2 separate regions of the Homo sapiens genome follow, and region 1 is linked to region 2. A link is a loop called in an ENCODE intact Hi-C map of the cell type or tissue named here. Cell type or tissue: K562. All regions are shown on one strand. Links, peaks and the distances in the headings refer to the core of each region. The heading gives the core; the rest is flanking DNA. Region 1 overlaps PAPPA (pappalysin 1). Region 2 overlaps ASTN2 (astrotactin 2).

Region 1 (5,000 bases), core at 1-5,000, 74 kb before region 2:
GGTCATGTTTCAGATGGCTGCTAAGAGAGTGATTCTTATAGATGTCTGGGGAGTTGGGGTATAGTCCTGGTTCTGTGACTTATTAACTCTGTGACCTTGGGTAGGCCAGACTCACTTTGGGTTTTTATGTTTTGATATTTGAATTAGATTCCTGTCTAATAACTCAACATAACAAGGCTTTCTAAAAATGTGCCTAAGGACTCTTCACATGGCTTCCTGGATGAGTTGGTCATTGAGCAGGAAGTTGAAGGCTAGTTAAGACTGAGACCTACAGAGAATAAGAAGAGGTTAATCCCAGAAACACATCTCAGCACAGGATGGTGCACCCAATTCATGCAACTATGTGTAGGGCTGGCTGCAATATTTGCTAAATGACAGATTTACTAAATCTTAAACCCTACCTAAATGAGAACATGGTTTCTTAAGAAAAGACATTATACCCAACATGTAGCACATTGGTCATTGGTCTAAGAAGGCTAGTGATTCTATAAGATATGGAAAAATAATCAACATCATTACATGGAGAGCAACCTTCTTAGCAGAGTGGGTGATAACCTACATTGACAAAGGGCTGGATGTTGGGTAGCTGACTTGGGGATGTACATCAGTGTCTCTTCTTGACCTAGCAGCCAGAATAATCCTTTTTTTTTTTTTTTTTTTGGAAACAGAGTCTCACTCTTGTCACCCAGGCTGGAGTGCAGTGGCATAATCTTGGCTCACTGCAACCTCCGCCTCCCAGGTTCAAGCAATTCTCCTGCCTCAGCCTCCAGAGTAGCTGGGATTACAGGCACACACCACCACACCTGGCTAATTTTTGTATTTTTAGTAGAGACGGGGTTTCACCATATTGCTCAGGCTGGTCTTGAACTCCTGACCTCGCAGAATAGTCCTTTTAAATCCAGTCAGATCATATCACACCTCAATGCAAAGACATACAGTTCCTTCCCATTTTACTTGGAATGAAAAACCAAAGTTTTCCCAATGCCTACAAAGCTCTTGGGAAAATGTGGGTGCTTTGCCCACCCACATTGCTTCTCTGACTTTGCCCCCTTTCCACTGTCTATGCCTTTTCTTATTCACCTCTGGCATTCTGGACCCCTTGCTATCCTTAGTTCAGCTCAGGCATCCTTCTACTTTACAGCCTTTGTCACTGTGTCACTGGCAATTTCTTTGGCTAAGAACCCTCTTCTATTCATCCTCATGACTCACTCCTTCACCTCTTTCAAGTCTTTGCCCAAGTGCCATGTTCTCAATGACTCCAACCCTGACCACCCAACCCACATCACCCCTGGCACTCCCACACTCATTTGCTTTGCCTTCTGTTTTTTTTTTTCTTTCTTTCTTCCCTAATACTTATCACCCTGGCACACACTATAAAATATATTTATTATTTATGATCAGATGACCCCTACTCCTCTTGATGCTAGAATGCAGAATTAATGAGGATAAGAATGTGCTTCTTGTTTGTTTATTGATATATTCAAATTTCCAGTGTACCTCATTGTTTCCTGTCCAATAGTAGGTACTCAACACCCACAAATAAATACTTTTTGCATGAGTGAATTTAGGGTATTACCTGCTGTGTGACAGATACTGTACTAGGCCATGAGCAAGAACTTGGTCCCAGCTGAATGAATTCATGTCTTATGGATGAGTAGCCAGACATTTAGAGTATAGCAAGTACTCATGGAGACACAGCAAGTCAGGAGGTCAGCGAAGTTTCCCAGAGAAGGCAACACCAAAGGCAATAAATGAAAGGTCCAGAAGGTATTTCCCAGATGAAAGGAGTAAGGAAGGACCAGAGATAGGGGTGGGAGGGAAAAGGGTATCTTTGGCGAGAGGAACAGTCTGTGCAAAGGCCCAGACACCAGGGAAAGTGTTAAGGAAATTATAATTCCCTGAGTATGCCCAGAGCATGGTGCAAGGGGAAAAGGGATAAAAGATAAGCCTAGATGGATAAGCAAGGCTTTTATCACCCAAGCCAGGGAGATTGAACTTTATCCAGAGGCCAGTGGGGGGTATTCAGGAGGATTTGAAGCACTGAGCCAGTGTAGGGAATCCCAGAAGGCCTTTTGGAAGAGAGAGTAGATATGCTTAACTTGGAGGATTAGTAAGAGACAACAAGCAGATGGCTAAGCACACTAGACTAACTCTTCCATGTTCAAAAATTACTGGCTTCTGGAATGTTATTAAACCCTCTGCCTCCCCCTGCCCCCCGCTTTGGAATGTAGCCCTGACTTTTTCCTTATGGATGAAGTAGGCACTCATTTTAGCTTGGTCCTATGATGGAATCCAGCCCTTCTATCCCAAAAACTTATCAGCATCATTATCAATGTTATTACCACCACCATCATCATCATTACCTCACTGTCAAAACCATCACCACCATCACCACTAGCATCATCATTTATTGAGCCCATATTTTATGCCATGCATTATTCTAATGCTTTACTTGCATTTCATACTTTACCCAACATACTTCTGTGTGGTAGGACTGTTAGTACCTCCTTTTTACAGATAGAGAAACTGAAGCCCAGAAAAGGGAAGTAACTTGCCGGATAGCATACACGAAAGTCAGCAACAGGGCAAAGACTCAAACGTGTCTTTTTCTCCTCTAGGCCAGTGCTTTCCTCTAATTTACCCATATTTTTTCCACTTTATCCTCCATTTATCCACATGACCACTTTATCTTCATTTAAACAAGCTTCGTATACATTAACTGTTCCACGTTTTATGCCAGGTACTGTATCCATCCTACCTTTAAGAAACTTACAGGGGAATCCTCGTCCTTGGCATCATGCCTTTATCTACTTGGTACTCATGAAATCTTTCCATCAGCACTGTCAAGACCCTAAGACTCAACCAGGTGAAGTGACCTGCCAGTGATGTGGCCCCCCACAGCCAGCAGGAGACACAGTCAAAGCTCTCTGACCATCAGCACAACATGACTGTTGTCCCTCTCCAACCGGCACCCCCACCATGCTCTGCTAGTTACCTCCCTGTGGAGTCTGAGTCAGAATCCAGCCCCTGCATGTCTCTCAGCTCTGGACAGGATCTGCAGCCAGGGCCTTGTGGTATAGTTGCCTGAGCTGCATTCCTGAGCCACTCACACTCACAGATGGAGGTGTTAGCCTCAGCAGCTCACCCAGAGGGAGAACCCATGTGCCGGAGCACCATCTCTAGCCCCGAGTAAAAACAGGAGAGAATCCTGGCCCTTAATCATGGACCTGGCTTGCTAACACAATCCCAGAGTGGGTGGCCAAGCCATTTATGGGACAGCCTAGCCACATGGTGCTGAGAATCCCCAAATGTAAACTGGCCACCATGGTGTTCATGCTGTGGGTGGTAGGTTTTCTTGGGAGGCCGCCTGGGGGAGAAGGTGGGGAGCTGCTTGGGGAGTCAGGGAATCTGGCAGTTGGGCTCAGAGCTCTGATTTTATCAAGATGTGATTCTTCTCTCCATGCCTCAGTTTCTTCGTCTGTGAAGAGAGGACCCTGACTCCTGCTCTGCCGTCCTCCTGGGGCATGGTGCTGAGGAGTGCCAGGCCACCTGACAGCCCACTGATTCATCTCTTTGCATCTTAGTTTCTTTTAAGATGTAAAATGGGGATAGTAAGAATAGTTACCTCTTAGCATTGCTGGGCAGAGTGAGTAAGATAATGATGCACATTGAGTTTAGCTCAGTGCCAGGCACATAATAAGGATAAAGGTTATTGGTGATTAAAAAGACAAAGCAGCAGTCAGCCTTTTCAGGTTGTGAAGAAAATACCTTTTTTTTCCCCCTTCTTTTTACTCTCACTTGCTGAAAAGCTCTCAAGTGTTTGAAGTGGGGTTTGGAATCCTGCATCACCAACTCACTGACTGGTACTGAGGCCTGAGACAGGTTAGTTTTGCTTTAAACATTCTGAAGCCTCTATTTTCTCATCTGCAAGATGGGGAGCTAATAATGATAGTCTCCCAAGGTGGTGCAGAGTCAGAGAGCTAGCATATAGAAATCATCTGGCATGTGGAAGGCCCTTTGGAATCACTAGTGTGTGTACAATGGTATTCACCGCTTGAGCCTGCATGAACAGGTGTCCCCAAGTCCTTTCCAGGTTAGACCTAGCAATACCTGAAAATCTCCACCCTTTTCTTCTCAGCTTTATATCTGTGATAAGTGAGGAAGCTTGTAACAGAGGAGGCTCTGAACAGGCAGTTCACAAAGAGGCAAGAGGAGGGAAGAAAACACCATGTGTCTCCTCTACATTGGGCACTCTGAGAGCTGGACTGGACCTGACATGACTTCACTGACTCCTCACTAGAGCCCTTCGAGGTCTTGATAAAGACCCTTGTCTTACAGATGGGGAGGCTGAAGTCCACAAGATGCCAGGGACTTGCTGAAAGTCATACAGTTTCTGTATAAAGTCTACAACATATTACTTACAAGCATGTAGTGGAGACAAGGAGGCTCTGGATAGGCCTCCTGAGACCAACCCTCCTAGGCTTTGTCATATTCTGATTGAGTTTCCTCCAGTGTTTATTTCGGAAGTGCTGAAACTGCCCAGACTGGCCTGGGGAAGGAAGAAAAAGGTGACACCACCCCAGCATAGCCAGAGTGCCAAGACCGGCCTGAGAAGCTAACTGGTGGCAAGGCCTTACCAGCCAACAATTTTGGAGAAGCTGATTGAACTGGGGAGGACAGGAAGGGGAGCATTCAAGACAGGGTCTGTGAAGAAATTCTATGTTTCAAGTTCCTTTCTGGCCAGGTCTTTGCCTTCTACCTTTCTCAGACTGAGAAGGATTTTCAGCCAGATGAGAAGTTAGAAGCTATGAAAATCAACTCTTATTATAGGCAGGGAAACAAGCTCAGAGAAGGGAAGTAACTTGTCCAAAGTCACCCAGCAACTGACTGTAAAAGTGGAGGCTCCCTGACTTGTATTCTGCCTGCATATTCATGCATTCATTTGTTCATTCATTCATGGGTCATTGAATGCATAAAGACTGAGTTCAATAACAGTCATG
Region 2 (11,447 bases), core at 3,812-8,811:
TTAAAGAAGGCCTGTGTAAATGTGAAGACATCCTGTATTCATGGACTGGAAGGCTTAACACTGTTAAACTGGAAATATTCCCAAATTTATCTGTAGATTCAAAATCTCTATTAAAATATCCGATGATTTGTTTTACAGAAATTGACAAGCTGCTCCTAAAATTCACATGGAAATGAAAGGCATCCAGAATAGCCAAAACAATATTTAAAAAGAAAAAAAAGCTGGAGTACTTATACATTCTGATTTCAAAATTTATTACAGAGCTATGGTAATCAAGACTGTGAGACACCAGTATGAGGACAGATGTAGATCAATGAAATAAAATTGACAGCCCAGAAATAAACTCATACATTTATGGTCAATTGTTTTTCAAGGAGGGTGCCAAGAAAATACAGTGGGGACAGAATACTCTCTGTAACAAAAGACTCTTTATCAAATGGAACACTTGGGTAGCCTCGTCAAGTGAATAAAGTGGGACCCCTATATCACACCATGTATAAAAATTAAAATAGGTCATTAAAGACCTAAATGTAAAGGCTAAAACTATAAAACTGTAAGAAGAAGACATAAGAGAAAATCTTTAAGACCTTGGATTAGGCAGTAGTTTTCTTGGATATTACATTAAAAGCATAAGCAAACAAAAAACATACATAAATTGGACTTTATCAAAATTTAAAACTTTTGTGCCTCAAAGAACACTATCAAAAAAGTCAAAAGACAACTCATAAAATTAGATAAAATGTTTACAGATTTCATATCTCATAAAGGTGTCATGTCTAGAATATATAAAGTAGCATTACAACTGAACAATTTACGAAGCACAATTTAAAAATGGACAAAAGATTTAGACATTTCTCTAAAAAAAAGACATTCAAATGGCTAATAAGCACATGAAAATATGCTTGACATCATGTTATTAGGAGAATGCAAATAAAAACCACAATGAGACACCACTTCATACCCACTAAAATAGCGATAGTCAAAAAGACACAAAATAGCAAGTGTTAGCAAGGATATGGAGAAATTGAAATCCTCATATATTGGTGGTGGAAATGCAGAACGGTGCAGCCATATTGGAAAACAGTTTGGTAGTTCCTCTCAAAGTTACACACAGAGTTATCATATGACCCAGCAATTCCATTCCAAGCTATCTAACCAAGAGAACTGAAAACGTATCTCCACAGAAAGACTTGCATAAAAATTTTCATAGCAACATTATTCACAACAGCCAAAAAGTGAAAAATGACCCAATATCCATCAACTGATGAATGAATAAACGAAAGGTGGTATATCTAAATAACTGAATATTACTTGCCATAAAAAGGAATGAAGTCCTTATTCAAGCTACAATATTCACTGAGCCTTGAAAACATGCTAAGTGAAAGAATCCAGACACAAAGGACATATATTGCATGATTCCACTTATATGAAATGTCCACAATAGGCAAATTCCTAGAGATAAAAAGTAGATTAGTGGTTGCCAGGGGTTGGGAGGAAGGGGCAATGGAAATGACTGTTAATGGGTTACAGAGTTTCTTTTTCGGGTGATGAAAATGTTCTGGAATTACTTGTGATGGTTGTGCAACTTTGTTAATATCTATAACATAAAATCCACTGAATTGTAGCCTTAAAAAGGTGAATTTCATGGTATGTGAATTATATGTCAAACAAACAGAAAAACCAAAACCAGTGGAGTCAGGAGGATCCTGCCTCGTTAATGATGGCATGGTTCTCCTTTATCTTTAGCTTTTTTATTTTTGAGTTTGAGCAACATCTCCCACCCCAACCCTTTGCGCGTATTTCCTCATTTAAGTAGAAAGTGTTACTTATAGAGGAAATATGGAACCTTCAGTGAAATCTTAAGTGAATAGCTATGGCTTTTTAAAATTTGTAAATGTAGGATCCGAGGATTGCAAAGGAACTATATGGTGCAGAGTTTAGGGTCATGGATGTATAAGCGGGGAAAGTTCTTTGTTTAAAGATGGTCTCTGCTGCTTGCAGGCTTGTGACACTGGGTGAGTACTTGGTCTCCTCCAGCCTTAGTTTCTTTGTCAGTAAAATAAACAGAGTTCCATCTGCCACACTGGGCTGTTAGGAGGATTCTGTAGCGTAGATAAGATGCCCTTAGCCCATTTCTTAACAAATGGTAACAGCACAATACATAGTTATTATAGAACAACCATTCTTAATGATCCTCATCAGCATTTCCTATTTTTTGGCTAAACAGAAATAATTGTATTCAATCTAGTGGGGGAATTCACCTTGAACCTCTGGCATGTTCCCAATAATGTGCACATCCTCCTCTCTCTGCCTGGAATAATTTCTCCCCAGTTCCTTCCCTCACCTCCTTTTCCATGAAGTTCCCTTTTTAAATTTTGACCATACCCCAAATGGTACATTTCAAATACAATTTACCCAGCTTTATTTTTCCTTCACAAGATTTATAATCTTCTAATATATTATATAATTTACTTATTTATTATATTTATTGATTTTATTTTCCACTCCCACTTGAATACAAAATTCATGAGAACAGGATTTAGTCTGTTTTATTCACTAATATATCCCCAGTGCCAAAAATTGTGCCAGACCACATAGTAGGACCTCAAAAACTGTTCTTTGAATATATGTGTGTGTAAAATACACATATTTATATACATGTATACGCATATATATATGTACACATATATAGGTGTATACTTGTTTATATGTACACACATGCACACACACATATAAAAATCTGTGCACCTAGATTGTGGTCTCTCCTACATAAAAGCTATCCATGGCATCTCACTCCTAGAATATTATTTCTTCCCTCTTCATCTGGGACCATGTGATTTTTTTCCATCCAGTGAACTGTGGGTTAAGATTTCGTATGCCTTCTCCAGCCTTCTCTTCCCATCTCATAGGCCAATGTATTCCAGAAGGTATATTCATGATTCAATAGAGGGCCTCCATCAGTGTGGATCCCTGAGTGACTGTTGGAATAGAGCTTCCTGCCAACCTGTAGTAGGTATGTCCAGTGAGTGACGATTAATGCTTTGTTATGTTATGCACTAAAGTTTTTGTGTTAACTCAGCATAGCTTAGCCTATCCTGACTTACGCATGCCTCATTCACAGATGGACGACAACAGTGAGAAACCCATTCTAGAACTATTGATCACACAACCATGTATTTTGCACATATTTTAGGTCAGGCATCTTGCAAGGAGCTTTAAATGAATTGCCTCTGATCCTCATGTTGGCCTGTTAAATAATGGTTATTATCACCATTTTATAATTGAAGAAACTAAAGCTCTGGTTTGGCATGATTTGCCCAAGCTCATCCAACCGGTAATTGGCAAGCCAGGGTTTAAACCCAAGCCTGATTCTAAAGACCACTCTCTTTCTGCTACAATTTGAGCCCCCATGGGACATTTTTAAAATGTCCTCATATGTAAAACCTTTGAACTGATGAAGCACATATAATGTGCTAGGAGGCTATCTAACTTCACCACAATCCCATGAAGTAGGTTTTATCATTGTCTTCCTTTTACACAGGAAGAAATGGGAGCACAGTGAGCTTCAGCAACTTGCCCAGTATGTCCTGGCTAGGATATACAGAGCAATGATTCAAACCCAAACAGCTTGGCTTCAGAGCCAGGGCTCTTAACCTTCTGCCATGCTACATCTCAATTCTTTGGGAATCCCTGTCTTAATCCATGCCATGCAATAATAATCCTGTATTCTTCTTGAAAAGTACAGAGAAAGGAGAATTTCTTGCCTTACAAGGGGCAGGTGTAGAAAAATCACCAGGATTATACTGTGGAATAAAGAATGTCTGAAATGAAAGTTCAATGCTTTACTCTAAACTCACTGTTGACTCCCTGACTCTTCAAGCCGATAAGCTCAAAGAGGTCAGTAGGTTTGGTGATAATATAGGAACGATGGGATAATATTCTTTTCCTTGGGTTAAGGGAAGTTCTAGCTTTTTACCTCAACAGGCCTTCTTATCCTCCTAGGATTGCTCTTTAAGGGTAAGTGTTGGGTGAGCATGTGTGTGTGTGTGTGTGTGTGTGTGTGTGTGTGTGTGTGTGTCTGCCCATATATACAATTTGCATATGGCAATCTGAAGTAAATTTCTAACTAATATTACCTGCTAGTCACTGGATATCTCCTTTGGATGTCCAAAGACATCTTAATCTCCTGCCTTCACACTCCTCACATCCCCCAAAACTGTTCTTCCTGTCATCCTCCCCATCATGGTGAATGGCAGCAGCATCCATTTAGTCACTCAGTCATGCCCTGGGTATCATCCCCAACCCTTCCCTCTGTCTCACTCCCATATTCAATCAGTTTCCAAGTTCTATTAAGTCTATACTTCAACAATTTCTCAAATGTACCCGCCTTTTTCTCCATTGCAACTGCTCTAGTTCAGGCTGCAACCATTTCTCACCCGGCCAATTAGAACCATCTCCCAACCAGTCTCTCAGGCTTCTCCCTTACATCCCACACCACCCTAATCTGTTCATCACACTTCTCCAAGGGTCTTTTTCTGAAATGGTTATCCAGTGCTGTCCTACCTCAAAGCTCTTCGATCTCTCCCCACCATCCATAACATAAAAACTATTCTCCCTAAGCTGGTTCACAAAGGGATTTGACATCAGGACTTTATCTCCTAACTCCTGCCATCCTCCTCTCAACTTCTCAGCCTTCATTATATGCTTCAGCAATACCAAACAACATATTGTTTCTCAAGCATGCCATTGTCCCTCAGCCTATGGGCTTTTGCTGTGTCCCTGCTGAATGTTCTCTCTGCCTATAATGCCTGTCACCTCTCTGGGGCACTTCCATTCCTTCACATGTCCCTCCCTCTGGGAAGCCTTCTCTGACAGTTGAATTAAACTAATGTAAGGGGTATAGTTTTAGTATGGAAAAGAAGACAGCTCCCTCTCCTGTGCTTTTCTTAGTGTCTTGCAAATAACTTCATTATAGTTACATTGTGTTTCCTACTCTATCTTCTCCACTACGCTGTGAGCTCCTGAAAGGCCAGGGCTGCATGTTATCTGTCTGTTTGTTTTCTTGAGACAGGGCCTCAGGGTCTTGCAATCCTGCTACCTCAACCCTTGAGTAGCTGGGATCACAGGTGCATGCCACCATGAACAGAGTTTTGTGTTTTTTTTTTTTTTTTTTTGAGAGAGACAGGGTTTCATTATGTTGTCCAGGCTGGCCTTGAACTCCTAGTCTCAAGTGATCTTCCCACCTCGGCCTCCCAAAGTGCTGAGATTAAAGGTGCCAGCCACCATTCTCAGCCATTTCTGTCTCTATATAGCCAGAATCTGACACATAGCAGAGGAGTATTAAAGATATGTTGAATAAGTAAACAAATTAATGGTTGAATGTATATTTGTCAGTGTGTGGACATTATGACAAATGTCATAATGTATAGCTATATAAACAAATATATATATATATCTGTATGTCTGAGGCTGTGTATCCCTAAGCCTGGTAATAATATGGGAGGATGGGTAAGTGTGGCACCCATGTATGTGAAGTGGCAATGCAGCACAGAGTTATGCACTTGGTTTTCTAAGTCATATAGATTTTTGTGAGGATTATTTGTTTGCTATTCACTAATTGTGATTTGAACACAATAGCATCATCTCTCTAGGACTCACTTCCATCAATGGTAATGCATAGATATTGATGTTACTAGTGTCCTGGAATCATTGTAAAATACTAGTAAAGGCTTAGCAGAGTGACTGGCCCACAGCATTCAATATGTTGGTTATAATTATCTTCCTTGAGAGCAGTTATGTGGTCCATTCATGTATGGATGTTTGTGCTGAAGCATATCCCTGAGTATTGAGTATTCATGTAGCTGTGTGCATGTTGCATATATGGGAGTGGGGGTAGAATATGAGAAACTGCATGACTAACATATTGAGTTCTGTGTGCCAGTTGAGTCTCCAGAGAGCCTTTGTACTGGGCAATTTTGTTTCTGTTTTTTGTTTGTTTCCCATCTCTTACTGCTTTGAAGCTTGCTCTCTGGGACACACTGCTGGGGTCTCTACTTGCCTATAGGGATCAACTTACCATTTCTTCCCATCAACCACTCACTGATAAGTAAGTGTGAGGCACAATGGGTGCGATATGCCTGATGTCTATTTTCCTAAGAAACTTGCAAAGAAGGTGCCTCTTCAACCCAACTGTTGCAGACTATATGAAGAGGCTCAGAGCAGGTCACTGCAGGTCTTTCCCTGTAGTCGTTATGGAGGGAATGACCTAGATATGGACCCGGCTCTGTGCTTCTGCCTAATGTTAATAGGGAGGATGTCACATTTGAGCATACCCTTAGCACACCTGCCTGAGATGTGGCAGAGCACAAGTTTAAAATCCAAGTCTGTCTGCCTCCACCACGAAGGCTGCATACTCTCTATCATGCTGTCCCTTTTCACTACAGCCAGCAGGTTTGATTGTTGCTTTGAACTCAGGCGACCCTGTGCAGCCTTTGTCTAATATCTCAGAGCCCCAGCCACCAACCGGCTCCCTTTGCCCCATGAAGATAAGCCTTTCTGGTCGACTGGACACATCAGCCTTAGAAACCTTGAGTTACCAGAATGGGAGCAACTGGCTGGCTGGGTACGGTTGGGGCATCCGGCCCTGATAAGACCTCGCCACGGCTGGACAAGCTCTCAGAGACGTAAGGCTTTGCGTAAGCACAAGATTAGAAGAACACATTATTAAAATATTTATTTTCTTACAGGTATTGATTGACATAAAAGGGGGGAAGAGTTCCCAGGAGAGAGATAACATCCAGTGGTACTTTTTGTGACTTGGTTTTGAACATATCGTTATACAGAAATTAAATTACTATTAATAATAAATAATAACAATACAAGCTGCAAGTTGTCAGCTGGAAGCAGCTGCAGTTTCCATTTGCTTACATATGAAACTAAGGATCATGGCGCAAATTTAAAAGTAAGCAAGCAAACAAACACAAACCCACTTTGCTCTGCGGATTAGACTAATGCAGATTCAGGAGAGTGGCTGTGTTTTAGGCGAGATGGGAGGGGCAGAATGGGGCTGAGAAGGCTACTTGATGAGTAGTCTTCAAGTGTGTCTTTAATTTCCTTTAGGAGAAAATAAAGAGCTCTGAAGCAAATGTGACAGTACTGACATGCAGTAATCCTGAATAATGACACGTGGTGGCTTATTGTACTTTCTCCATACTTTATTTTATTTCAGTATTCATGATTAAAACAAATGAACACATCCCTGACACCTATCAATTTATACTTTGCAAAGCGTATTGCACAAATAACCTTGAAAGCAAGACAAAGCAGGGTTTATTGCCCACATTTTACATTCAGTGAACTTGCTGTTTGCGGGGAGGGTGGGAAGCGGGCTTTTGAATCAAGGACGCATAGTGGAAGAGTGATAGAGCTGGTACTTAATCAACTGCTGGTCCAGGGCTCCTTATGCTGCATTCACCTTGACTTTGAAGACAAAACTGTTCCCCCTCTTGCAGAAAAATCTCTGTGAGGTTTGCATTGGTCCAAGGACTAAGACAGCATTAAGGCACTTCAGATCTCTAGCTTCTTGGCCAGTCCAGCCACCTTCTCTTATCTCTGCTCTGCAACAATGAGTCTTGACGTCATTGGCTCAGCAAACGTTTCTCAAAGGCTAGATATGAGGCTGGAACTTCTAGGCAGTTCCTTACAGCAGCCTGCTTCACAATTCCTACCAGCCCATTCTCTCTGTGACCTTCCTCACCTATTCTCTTTTCATAAATTTGGTTGCTGCCTCCAAGTAGGGTTTTCTACCTTCCCACACCTTCCTCAGACAGAACATCCAGTGTAAGATGAGGCAATGCAGGGCAGAAGTTCAGGTCCAGAGTTTTGGCATCAGAATGACCTAGATATGGACCCGGCTTTGTGCTTCTGCCCAGTGTTAATAGGGAGGATGTCACATTTGAGCATACCCTTAGAGAATAAATATGTGTTAGGTAAATAAAGGCAGGAGGAGGTCATGCCTGGTGCTAAAAACTTCCTTGTTCTCCCAAGCTTTTTTTTCTCCATAACCCATGATTTGTGGGGCTTCTGTTTTCTCATCTGTAGAATGGGGATAATAAGACTCTGAGAATAACATTTTTTGCTATCAGTTTTGTTTGTTTTCCTTACCCAGACATTGTTACGCCTTCTTTTGGAAGCATGGTACCTATAGCCACTGACGAACTATTTCTGCAGTTCTCAATGTGGTTTGGGTGGGACTGTTCCTCTCATGTTCCTGCCTCTCACCAGAGGAGTGGTGACATCAGCCAAGCAAGGCAGCAAGAGTCCCTTCTTGAGGATTGATAGGGGTGCTGGAAAAGGGGTTTGGTGTGTTTCTTTCTTTCTGAGATTAAAAGCATGAAGGACTATCAAAGTCTACAGTTGCTAGGTTCCATCTTCATACCCCTCATAAGGAAAACTCACTTTAGAATGCAGCCAGCACACAGCAAACTTGAGGAAAGAGATAGAGAGAGAGAGAGTCCTTTTTTTTCTTCTTTTGAGACAGAGTCTCGCTCTGTCACCAGGCTGGAGTGCAGTGGTGCGATCTTGGCTCACTGCAACCTCCCCCTCCCGGGTTCAAGCAATTCTCCTGCTTCAGCCTCCCAAGTAGCTGGGACTACAGGCGCACGCCACCACTTCCAGCTAATTTTTGTATTTTTAATAGAGACAAGGTTTCACCATGTTGGCCAGGATGGTCTCAATCTCTTGACCTCGTGATCCGCCTGCCTCAGCCTCCCAAAGTGCTCGGATTACAGGCGTAAGCCACTGCACCCGGCCGAGACAGAATCTTACGACGTCATTTGAACTCCTGGATTCAGCTGGGGCTGAAGTCAGCACACTGTTAGACTTCCCAGTTATATAAGCAGATACATTCTATTTTCCTTAACAACTTTCATTTGAGTTTCTGTCCGTTGCCTCCAAGAGTCTAAACTCATGTAAATATCCTTTATAAAGTTGTTGTGATGATTAAACAAGATAATGTTTTTAAATCACACATTAAACTTAATATCTGGCACATTTCTAAATATTCAAGAAATGGTAGGGTAGGTAGTTGTTATCATTAGCAGGACTGTAGTGAACTCTTTTCCCAGAATGAAGTTTGCTCCTACGATTGGCTCTGCAGCTCAGCCTAGTGATGAGCAAACAAAACCTCTGTCACTGCCTGGCCACACAACGTTGGCTAGGTCTCTTTCTACCTGGTGCAGAACCAAATTTCCAGGCTCTGGGAAAGACCCATACCTGTTCAGAAAGGACTAGCTTCTCATTCCTCTGAGTGTCAGTACTGAGGACATGAAGCCGTGAATGACACTATCATTATCAATACTTTACTTGCTGTTATCCCCACTGGAATGTGAGGTTTCTGGGGAAAGAAACCACAACTCATTCTTCTTTCAACCCTGCTAGCCTCTCATATACTAGTGGCACTCCCAAAGGCTTTCTTTCCTTTTTCAGAAAGAGATGAGAGCTAATTACCTATAAAAATTAGTAAGGAAGAAATGGGGACTTTTGCCAACTCAAATAGGCTTACTTATTGTTTATCCTCCACAGGACAGTTATAGTACATAGGACGTGTTAGGAGAAAGTTTCCTGGTTGTCACCAGTACTACTCTACCTTGGGCCCACCTAAGAGGCAAGGAATTGGAGTAGAGTTCTTACCAACCAGCATCAGGAAGGATGCTCATGTACACAGAGGAATTGTCTGTGGCTCATCTCTCACCCTCTGTTAATCTGACACTGAAGATTTTAATCTCCCTTCTTTCTTCCAACTCTTGCCTACACTAGCCCTCACTGGCTCTCATCCAGGCTTTGGGAACAGCTTCCCAAATTACTTCCTATAGTTTTGTCACACCTCTAATCTGTTGCTAGTGTATTAGCCAGAGTGATCTTCCTAAAGAGCAAATCTGACAATGTCAACTGAGCAGCCGGCTCATGACCCTTAATAGCTCTCTTTACTTTCAAGATAAAGTCCACACTCCTTAGGTTGGCAAAATAGTCCCTTATGATTTGAGCTCTACCAACTTCTTTCATCATCCGAATTTGTTCCTTTGCACCATAATAACTTGAGTAGGGGTTGCAAATGTGCCATGTTGCCTTGCTTCTCAGTAACTTTGCACATATGACCTCCTCTTCTTGGAAAATCATGTTTCCTTTTCTTGGTATCTGCATCTTAGTAATTCTGATCATTCTTTAAAACTTAAATAAAATGTCATCCTTTCTAGGCAGCTTTCACTGGGCTGAAAGGCATTCTCTCGTCTGAACTCTCATATCATTGACCACATTTCATCGTGAGTTCCATGGAAGCAGAGACAATGTCTCGTTCATCTCTGGGTTCCAAGAATGTAGTGCTGAGTTGTACAGAGAAAAAGGTACTCAAAAACTAATAGAATAAACAAACGTTAAATGTTAATAGGGAGGGTGTCACATTTAAACATACCCTTAGAGAATAAATGTGTGTTGGATAAATAAAGGCAGAAGGAAGTCATCCTGGCTGCTAAAAACTTCCTTGCTCTCTCAAGTGGTTTTTTTTTTCCATAGTCCATGATCTATATGACGTCATAGAACCAGTTCACCAATTTCAATTGGCTTGTGGTATAGTGGTTTATGTATACAACTGGCTCCTCCCAGCAGAATAGAGAACTTTTTAGGGCAAACCCTGCCTCATTCCCCTGTGCCCCTTATAAAGCTCAGCAGGAGGGAATATAGTTCAGCGGGTCAGAGCCTGAGCTCTGAGGTCGGTCAGAAAAGACCTGCTTTCAAATGCTAGTTCTGCCACTTATTCCCTCAGTGACTTTGGCCAATTTATTGAACCTTCATGAGCCTTCATTTCTTCATCTCTAAAGTGAGAGGGGAAAAGTATCTGCCTAATAATTCTAGCTATGCTAAAATGTGATATTGCATATATTCACTTATGTATACAATACATACTTATTGAGTGTCTCTGTGTTTGTGCAATTGAGTGTACACAGATAAAACAAACACTATACCCCATAAACTGTCAAGTCTAACAGGGAACGTTAATACACACATAAATCTGTATTGTAATGTTTGATAATTGCAATAAAGAAAGGAGGTGAGGTACATAATTTAGATTATGGGTTCTGGGGATGCCATTCTGAGGATGTAGATTTAGGCTGAGGCTGGGCACGGTGGCTCACGTCTGTAATCACAGCACTTTAGGAGGCCGAGGTGGCAGGATCACCTGAGGTCAGGAGTTCGAGACCAGCCTGACCAACATGGCAAAACCCGCCTCTACTAAAAATACAAAAATTAGCTGGGCATGGTGGTGGGCACCTGTAATCCCAGCTACTCAGGAGGCTGAGCCAGGAGAATTGCTTGAACTGGGGAGGCAGAGGTTGCAGTGAGCCAAGATCACACCACTGCACTCCAGCCTGGGTGACAGAGCGAGACACCAT

The links. A loop is a pair of places that touch in the nucleus more often than their neighbours do. Peaks named below come from ENCODE experiments on the same cell type or tissue, not always from the same donor. Only the 100,000 strongest peaks of a DNase experiment are listed, where the experiment ranks them.
Region 1: it touches region 2 in a loop (3-fold over the local background); 3 of 110 quality-filtered maps call a loop at or near these places.

The regions. Positions count from the first base shown.
Region 1 is chr9:116,388,489-116,393,488 of GRCh38, forward strand. The region is part of intron 21 of PAPPA (pappalysin 1); the gene reads left to right. Among named protein-coding and RNA genes, the nearest start is that of PAPPA-AS1, 9.6 kb to the right of the region's middle. RefSeq lists a silencer at 2,501-2,600. In K562, for the core only: no CTCF peak of the experiment used is centred there; no DNase peak of the experiment used is centred there.
Region 2 is chr9:116,458,754-116,470,200 of GRCh38, forward strand. All of the region lies in intron 20 of ASTN2 (astrotactin 2), which reads right to left. Among named protein-coding and RNA genes, the nearest start is that of ASTN2-AS1, 40 kb to the right of the region's middle. RefSeq lists an enhancer at 6,469-6,613 and a cis regulatory region at 6,533-6,550. In K562, for the core only: no CTCF peak of the experiment used is centred there; DNase peaks (open chromatin) are centred at 6,558, 7,049 and 7,618; H3K4me3 peaks cover 157 bases.